Regions from separate parts of the Homo sapiens genome. Here region 1 is linked to region 2. Evidence: chromatin contacts called from ENCODE Hi-C or POLR2A ChIA-PET data. All regions are on one chromosome and are shown on one strand. The core of a region is the stretch at or near the end of the contact, and the rest is flanking DNA. Distances in the headings are between cores, read along the strand shown. Region 1 holds the start of LRRC37A (leucine rich repeat containing 37A). Region 2 overlaps KANSL1 (KAT8 regulatory NSL complex subunit 1).

The links. Hi-C counts contacts between places; a loop is a spot of excess contacts on that map. ChIA-PET counts read pairs that join two places held with the same protein, here RNA polymerase II (POLR2A). Pooled maps may share reads with other maps.
Region 1: a loop to region 2 is called in a map of heart left ventricle, with 13 times the contacts of the local background. The contact joins the promoter of LRRC37A here to the enhancer-like site in region 2. A Hi-C loop is called at or near these places in 3 of 168 maps with a recorded cell type or tissue (Calu3, GM11168 and heart left ventricle), 2 of 37 single-sample maps with no recorded cell type and 9 of 50 pooled maps. POLR2A ChIA-PET finds 5 or more read pairs at or near these places in 1 of 52 experiments (GM12878).

Annotation. Positions count from the first base shown.
Region 1 is chr17:46,293,509-46,297,372 of GRCh38, reverse strand. It overlaps LRRC37A (leucine rich repeat containing 37A), which reads right to left and starts at 2,242. Exons shown (of 14, transcript NM_014834.4): 1 at 1-2,242. The coding sequence starts at 2,239. It also overlaps a transcript of ARL17B not described here.
Region 2 is chr17:46,137,688-46,141,825 of GRCh38, reverse strand. The region is part of intron 2 of KANSL1 (KAT8 regulatory NSL complex subunit 1); the gene reads left to right. Among named protein-coding and RNA genes, the nearest start is that of KANSL1, 54 kb to the left of the region's middle. Within about 2 kb of position 2,230, at least 2 of the 41 ENCODE cell types and tissues checked have a DNase peak (open chromatin) inside an H3K27ac peak, as active enhancers do.

The sequences.
Region 1 (3,864 bases), core at 993-3,492, 160 kb before region 2:
GAGTTGAGGTCTCCTCCGTGGTTGGAGATGGTTTAACCTCTGTAGTAGGTTTTGTAGTTATGGTAAGCTCCAGGTCCAGAGGTTGAACGGTGGCTTGAGTCAGGTGTGAATGCTGAGCCTGACCCTTGTCTGAAGGTGGAAGTGTCACCTCAGGGTGTCCTGGAGGAGGAGCTGTAGTCATCAGGGCTGTAGAAGGTTCAACCTCTGTCATGGATTTTGGAGTGATGGTAAACCCCAGGTCCAAAGGTTGAACTGTGGCTCGAGTCAGGTGTGAATGCTGAGTCTGAACCTGGTCTGGATGTGGAAGTGTCACCTCAGGATGCTTTGGAGAAACTATAGTCCTCTTCGGGGGTGTAGAATGTCCAACCTCCGTAGTAGGTTCTGGAGTGATGGTAAGTCCCAGGTCCAAAAGTTGAACTGTAACGCTGGGTGACACTGGATGCTGAGCTTGATCCTGACCTGGTGTTGGATTTGTTACCCCTTGATATACTCGAAGTTGGGGTACAACTTTCTTAGGAGGCTGAGTTGGGGTCTCCTTCATGGTTGGAGAAAGTTCAACCTCTGTCTTGGATTCTGGAGTGATGGTAAACCCCAGATCCAAAGGTTGAACTGTGGCTTGAGTCAGGTGTGAATGCTCTGGAGGTTGAGCTACAACTACATTAGGGAACTCTGGAGTCTGAGCTGGGGCCTCCTGATGGGTTAGGGAAGACTCACCCTCCTCAGCGGTCTGTGGATGCTCAGCTGCAGCCTCCTGCTGGGTTGGAGAGGGGTTCTCATTATTAATAGGTTCCGGAGATTGAAATGAAGTCTCCTGTTGAACTGCTAAAGGTCCAGCTTCTTCTGATGACTCTGGAAGCAGAGGTGGGCCCCCGTGCTGGATGGCGGGAGGTTCTACATCATTACCTGACCCTGAGAGCCGAGTTGTAGCCTCCTGGTGGACTAGAGAAGTTCCCACCTCTGCACTAGGCTCTGCTGCTATGGTGAGCTGCACGTCTGGAGGCTTCACAGAGACACTGGGTGAAGCTAAATGATGAGTTTGATGGTGACCTGGAGGTGAAACTGTGACTTCATGATGTTCTGGAGGCTGACCTGGGGTCTCCTGCTGGGTCGGAGAAGATTCGACCTCCCTAGGAGACTCAGAAGGCTGAACTGGCTGCTGCTGCTCACTGATGGAAAGTTCATGCTCCATAGGAGGAACTGGAGGCTCAATTGGGGCCTCCTGTTGGGTTGCAGAAGGTTCCACCTCCTCTGGAAACTGAATTGGGGTCTCCTGCTGGGCTTGGGAAGATTCTGTCTCATTGGTAGGCTCTGAAGTTATGGTAACCTCCACATCTGCAGGTTTAACTGTAATGTTGGGCAAGTGATAATAAGCTTGATCCTCACCTGGAGGTTGAACTGACACCTCATGATTCGGTAGAGTTAGACTCTCCATAGAGGACTCTGGAGGCAGAGCTGGGGCCTCCTGCTGCATTGAAGAAGGTTCTTCCTCAAGGAGCTGTGGAAGCTGTGCTGGGGCTTCTTGCTGGAGTGAAGAGGACTGGATGTCTTCAAGGGTCTCTGGATTTTGAGTTTCGGGCTCTAGATGGAATTGAGAAGGTCCAACTTGCTCAGAGGGCCCTGGAGGCTCATCTGACTTCACCCGGAGTTCTGGAGGCAGGCTACCGGGATACGGTGTATCTGTACTGGAATATTCATTCTGCAAAGTCTGTTTCTGACTCTGAGGTGTGGATAATTGGCGTGTAATTCCAATAATCTCAGCAAGGCTCCAACGCTGAGCTGGATCTTTCTTCAGCTTCTTGGGCGAAACAGGGAGCCTTTCCTGTGGACTCAGCTTGTCCTTTAAATCCTGCTGTGAAGCCAAGAACTGCTCTGGCTCCAGGGGCTGCTCTCCAGCTGAATCCCAGGTGTCCAGGAATGGAACCAAATTTTCAGTCGATTCCTGGGGTGGGGCTGGCATCTCTGAGGAAGCAGAGGGCCCCAGGTGATCAAAGTCCCACGGGTCTGCTGGGAGAGTAGGCGCATGGGGAGATTCCCGTGGGAAATGGGAGGAGTGGGAAGACCAGGACTCAGGCGGCCCCAGGGGATTAGAGGTGAGCTGGAGCGGGTCCTTGACCCACTCCAGAGGCTGAGCCTCCTTGACTAGTAGCCACAATAGTTGCCACATAAGGAGGGGCCATGGGCCCCAGAAACGCAGCCGGGACATGACACACACTAGTGCCGGGCACTGAGCAGAAGACATTCTGGCAGCTCCGAGACGCTCGTGCCCCTTCTAAGCGTGAGCCCCGCCCTGTCTTTATGACACCTTTATTTATGTCACAGATCTGCTCCATGTCACCAGGGCACTCTTATGTCACAATCCCGCCCAAGCACGCCTTCCCATCCTGCCCTGCCGGAACACCCCTCTCCTCCCCTTAGTGAGGAAGGATTTGGGCCTCAGACCCTGGTGGTCCCAGGACTCCAGCGCCTGCTGTGGTGGGGTAGGGTGGGGTAGGGTGGGGTGGGGGCGCGGCAGAGCTTCCCAAGGAAGTCACCGGACCTCGCCTCAGGATATTCAGAAGTGCTAGTTCAGTTCTGGCAGCCTTCCTCCTTTAAGGTGAAATCCGAGAACACTCTTCCTTCCAGGGAGAGCAACTGACCTGCAAAATGGGCGCCAGGATGCACATTACAGTCACTTATTCCAAAGTGTTGCCATTTTCGCTAAACTGTCGCATGTTTGATAATTAATTCACCACCCTATTAGGTAGGGGCTGCCAGGGAATAAGCGAGGACTCCAAATTTTCTGTAGGAGGGGTGTTGGGAGTTGGCAATTCGGTCTGGGAGAGAAGGTTTTAATCCGAGTGAAGAGCCCTTTGCACTAGCCTGGGAGGAGGCTGAACTGTCATCCTGCCTTGACTCAACACAGCCATTCCCCTAGAAGTTACAGCACTTCTAGGGTCACCTGTGTTCAGAGATCTACCCTGTGTGCACACATGGAGAAGAGGCTTAGGTTGTTAAAGTCAGCATGTTAAATCATTTCCTGAAATGCGACTGTAACTAGAACCCAGCTGACTTCCCCCACAGCCGTTCTTACCTATTTTATTACTGTCTGGCATAATTACCAGCATGTAAACTCCAAGAAGGTGCTTCATCTTATTTTAGTGCTTGGCATAGACATAGGGTGCATAGTGATGGCTTTAAAATTGAAGGGGGGCCGGGTGTGGTGGCTCACACCCATAATCCCAGAACTTTGGGAGGCCGAGGTGGGGGGATCACTGAGGTCAGAAGTTCGAGACCAGCCTGACCAACATGGTGAAACTCCGTCTCTACTAAAAATACAAAATTAGCCAGGTGTGGTGGTGCATACCTGCAATCCCAGCTACTCAGGAGGCCAAAGCAGGAGAATCACTTGAACCTGGGAGGCAGAGGTTGCAGTGAGCCGAGATCGCAACATTGCACTTCAGCCTGGGCAACAAGAGAGAAACTCCATCTCAAAAAAATAAAATAAAATAAAATGGAAGAGAGTCCAAGATTCACCTCATTTAGGGATGGAGCTATCGTTATAATCAGATTTCTGAAATGAGTGCTGACTTCCTCTCACATTTCACAGGAAGCTAGACTTCTTAAAGCTTGAAGTCTCCTTGGTGGGTTTTATTTAAATTGAATTAAAATAATTATTTTACAGGGAAAAATTTCAAAACACTTTGCAACTTTGGGGTAAAAGTTAAATAAAACACTGTAGCCCCAAGTTAAGTTCCCACTGAAATGATACTTTTGCTCCTTTTTTTAAAAAAAATTCCATAAATAGTAAATAATGACTGTTTTGAGATTAATTTAGAAACAATCTCTATTTAAGAGCTTTCATATGCAGTCATGCATTGCTTGCCA
Region 2 (4,138 bases), core at 981-3,480:
TCTCTAACCCTCTTTCCGAAAAAGCTGACTAGTATCTCAAAACCACTTAATTTTGTATTACTTTCTTTGGGACTTTGGAAGTTGCATAAGACATACAGGTTAACTTGTAAAGAATATCTTTCCAGAATATGGGTTGCCAAATTTTTACTAGATTCATTTAGGGTATTTTTTGTGAGGATACTGTATTCTTGGGCATTTTGTTCTTTTTAATTCCTTTTATGAGTATACACTCTCTGATTGTCTTTTCTTATTTCGCACCCAGATTTTCTGCAGTAGCTCAGTGGAATATTTTGAGCTTAGTGTAAGATAGACCGTTTGTAAATAAATGTAAAGTATTGCATAGAAGAATTTATTTGTCTTAGACCCTTAAGCAGCCCCTATGCTCCCCCAGTGAAGTTGATTTAGATGTGTAGACAACCTTGAGGAAAGAGAAGGGCTCTTCAGCTGCTCTCCTGTCTCCAAGTTTATCTAAATCTAGGGTTCTGTGAAATGATTTAGTCTTCAGTGTGGATTTTGCTCTGTGGGATAGCCTCTGAGTGTAAATGCTTCCTGTCCTGAGACCTACTGGGTTTAATGCATTTGCTTCACCTTGTTGTGTACACTCACAGGTGGGAATATAAAAGGATTTTCAGTTCAAAGAACCAGATAAACAATTTTCAATTTAAAATGTTTAGTTCTTACATAACTTAGTTTTGTAAAGAGAAATACAAGTACTTTAGTTAATTGTTGAGTACATTGTCTTTTTTTTTTTTTAAACAAACAGGATCAATCACTGTTCTGGGAATGCTTTATCTGAATTTCTGATCCTTTATGCATCCTCAGCATTTAACACATAAAGTAGCCCTGTGTATAACTTTTTGAGGAACTGCCTGTTTTCCATTTTATATTACCATTTTGTATTACCATGAGCGATATTTGTGGGTTCCATTCTCTCCACATTCTTGCCAATGCTTCTAATTGTCTTTTTAATTATAGCCATGCTAGTCAATGTGAAGTGGTATCTCATTGTGGTTTTGATTTTAATTTCTCTAATGGCTAATGATGCTGATAATCGTTTCAGGTGCTTAATTGGTCATTTGTATATCTTCTTTGGAGATCCTTTGCTCATTTCTAAAGTTATTTGGTTTTTAAAAATTGTTGAATTGTGTTTTTTGTATATATTCTGGAGACCAGTGTCTTGTCAAATAGATGATTTTCAGATATTTTCTTCCATTCTGTGGATTGTATTCTCATTTTCTTGATTATTATTTACAGAAGTTTTAAATTTTGATATAGTCCAATTTATGTTTTTTTTTTGTTTCTTTTGCTTTTTGTGTCACAGCATAAGAAATCATTGCCTAACCCAAGTTCATGAAGAATTTACTCCTATGCTTTTTTCCAGGAGTTTCAATGCTTACATTTAAGTAGGGCTTTGATCGACTTTAAGTTAGTTTTCTGTATGGTGTGAGGTAGGAATCCAATTTTATTTTGCCTGTGGATAGTGGATATTCAGTTGTCCTTGTACCATATTTATTGTAAAGACCTTTTTTTCCCCATCATGTGTTTTACAATGTAAATTTAGTTGTGGAAACTTATTTGCAGCTTAAAATTTTTTCCGGTTGTATAGATTACATATTTTTCTTCTTTATGCTACTCTTTATTTTCCAGATATCTGCAGTAAAATTTTGGCAACAAAAATATATATGTATGTATGTGTATGTGTATATGTGCACACCAGAGTGCTAACAGTGATTATTTCTGAGGGATGGGATGGGTTGGGATGGAGGAAGGGAAGGGATTACTTTCATTTATTTTTTAATACTTTGAAATTTTATTATGAGCTTTTTTGGTGTAGTAAAAAATAGAAAAAGTTTTTGTCTCTCTGGATTATGCTAATTTACTTGAATTATTGTGGTGGCCTGTAAACCAGGACCAAAAGTATTTTTAAAAATTTTTGCCTTTTCCCTTCCCTCTCTCCTTTTTCTTTTCTTTTCTTTCCCTTCATTCCTTCCTCTTTTTTTAAGGACAGTATATTCTGAGAATGCTTTCAGTTCGTGGAGGGTTAGTTTCCAAAGTCAGGGTGCTGTTGTAGGAGAGGGACGGAAACTAACAATCAGTTAGTGCCTATTTTTGGTATTATGCTTTTATGTACGTAATAATCCTTCACATTTTTACAGTTAGGCAACAGGAGTACTAGACATAATGATTGACTTCCCGAGGTCACAAGGCTTAGTAATTGGTTAAAACAAGAAGTAGAGTCAGGTTCATATCACTCCAAAGGCTGGGTTTCCTCTGCTTCTTCGTGCTGAGTAGTACATAATAAGCAATTCATTGAATGCTTGAGTACACATGTGCACATTTAGATGGGTGAGTAGTGGCACAGGTGGAGGAAATCTGGTGGAGAAATTGATGTTAGAGAGAAATAATGGAAAATGAGTAACTTCACCTTGAGGGAACTAAAAATTTTGAATTCAGTGAGAGCAAGTATTTAATTATATTTGTCATGGTATTTAAAGCATGTTAGTCATTATATACTTTTTTTTTTTTTTTGGCCTATGAAAGATTTTAAACTTGGTTCCAAAATGTGGTCAAATGCCCTGTGAGGATGAGAAAATAATGTCAATACTATGAGTTCACTTTAATAAAGGCTAAGAGGTAAATAGACATTAGTAAATAGACATTGGTTTCCTGTGATGTCCTAGGTATTGTTTTAGATTATGGGGATAGAGCAGCAATGAAAGACTTCTGGTTTTCCATTTTTCTGCCTTCCTTTTTAATGAATTGGCACTAGTTTCTTCCTTAAAACTCAAGACTTCTTAGCAGATTAGAAATTTGTAATGGTAATAGTCTTGTGTCTGATGCCTTTAGGATTGATTCATAAGCCACTGGGGGTAGTTGAGTGAGAATAGGTTTAATGAATTCTATCACAGGATTCCTGGTTAGAGGTGAAATTTATGTGTGTCCTGTATGTATGTTACTTCATGACTTCTCCTAATATTGTGAACTGTACCTATGTTGATGGGTTACAGTGATGATCCTTTGACTCCAGTTCTTACTGTCAGGTGTGACCCTTGGATCAGGTGAGGAATACTATCTCATCTTTGTCTTGGACTTAATACTTTTAAAGTACTTTGAACCTTAGCCACGTATGTATTCACACAACTAGATGTGCTGTTGATTTACAGAACTGAAAGCCATTACAGGTGGAGTCTCTCTGATGTGAAATGTTTGGGACCAGAGGTGTTTTGGATTTTGGAATCTTTGCATTATACAGTTATCCTTCAGTATTCTTGGATGACTTGTTCCACGAACTTCCGTGGATACCAAATCTGACAGTGCTCAAATCCCTGATATAAGATGGGATAGTATTTGTGTATAACCTATGCACATCCTCCTGTATGCTTTGTCATCTCTAGATTACTTATAACACCTAATACAGTGTAAATGCTATGTAAATAGTTGTTACACTGTATTGCTTAGGGAATAATGAGAAGAAAAAGTCTGTACATATTCAGTACAGACATTGTTTTTTAAATATTTTTGCTGTTTGATTGATTGAATCCATGAATACAGAGGGTCAGCTGTACTTACCAGTTGAACATCCCAAATCTGGAAACCCAAAATGCTTCAATAAACATTACCTTTGAGTGTCATGTTGACACTCAGAAAGTTTCCTATTTTGGGAACTTTTTGGATCTTGGGTTTGGGATGCTGAACTTGTATTTGCATGTGTGGAAAGAGATCAGGAGTCAAGGCAGGAGTCAGGAAATGTGGCTTCTATTCTTGGCTAACTTGATGGTGTAGGGCAGATCACTTCACTAGCCTAAGCTGCAGTTTGCCACTGTTCACTCCTGAGGGTAGCTGGAGAGGCTTGAGAACAAATTTTAACACACTACATAGTGCAGACACCTTTTCATCTGAATTTTTCCTTTGAAGGATGAGTCATTCTTATGAAACAATTTTCTTTTTTTTTTTTTTTTGAGACAGAGTCTCGCTGTGTCGCCCAGACCTGAGTGCAGTGGCGTGATTTTGGCTCACTGCAAGCTCCACCTCCTGGGTTCACGCCATTCTCCTGCCTCAGCCTCCTGAGTAGCTGGGACTACAGGCGCCCGCCACCACGCCTGGCCAATTTTTTGTATTTTTTTTTAGTAGAGACGGG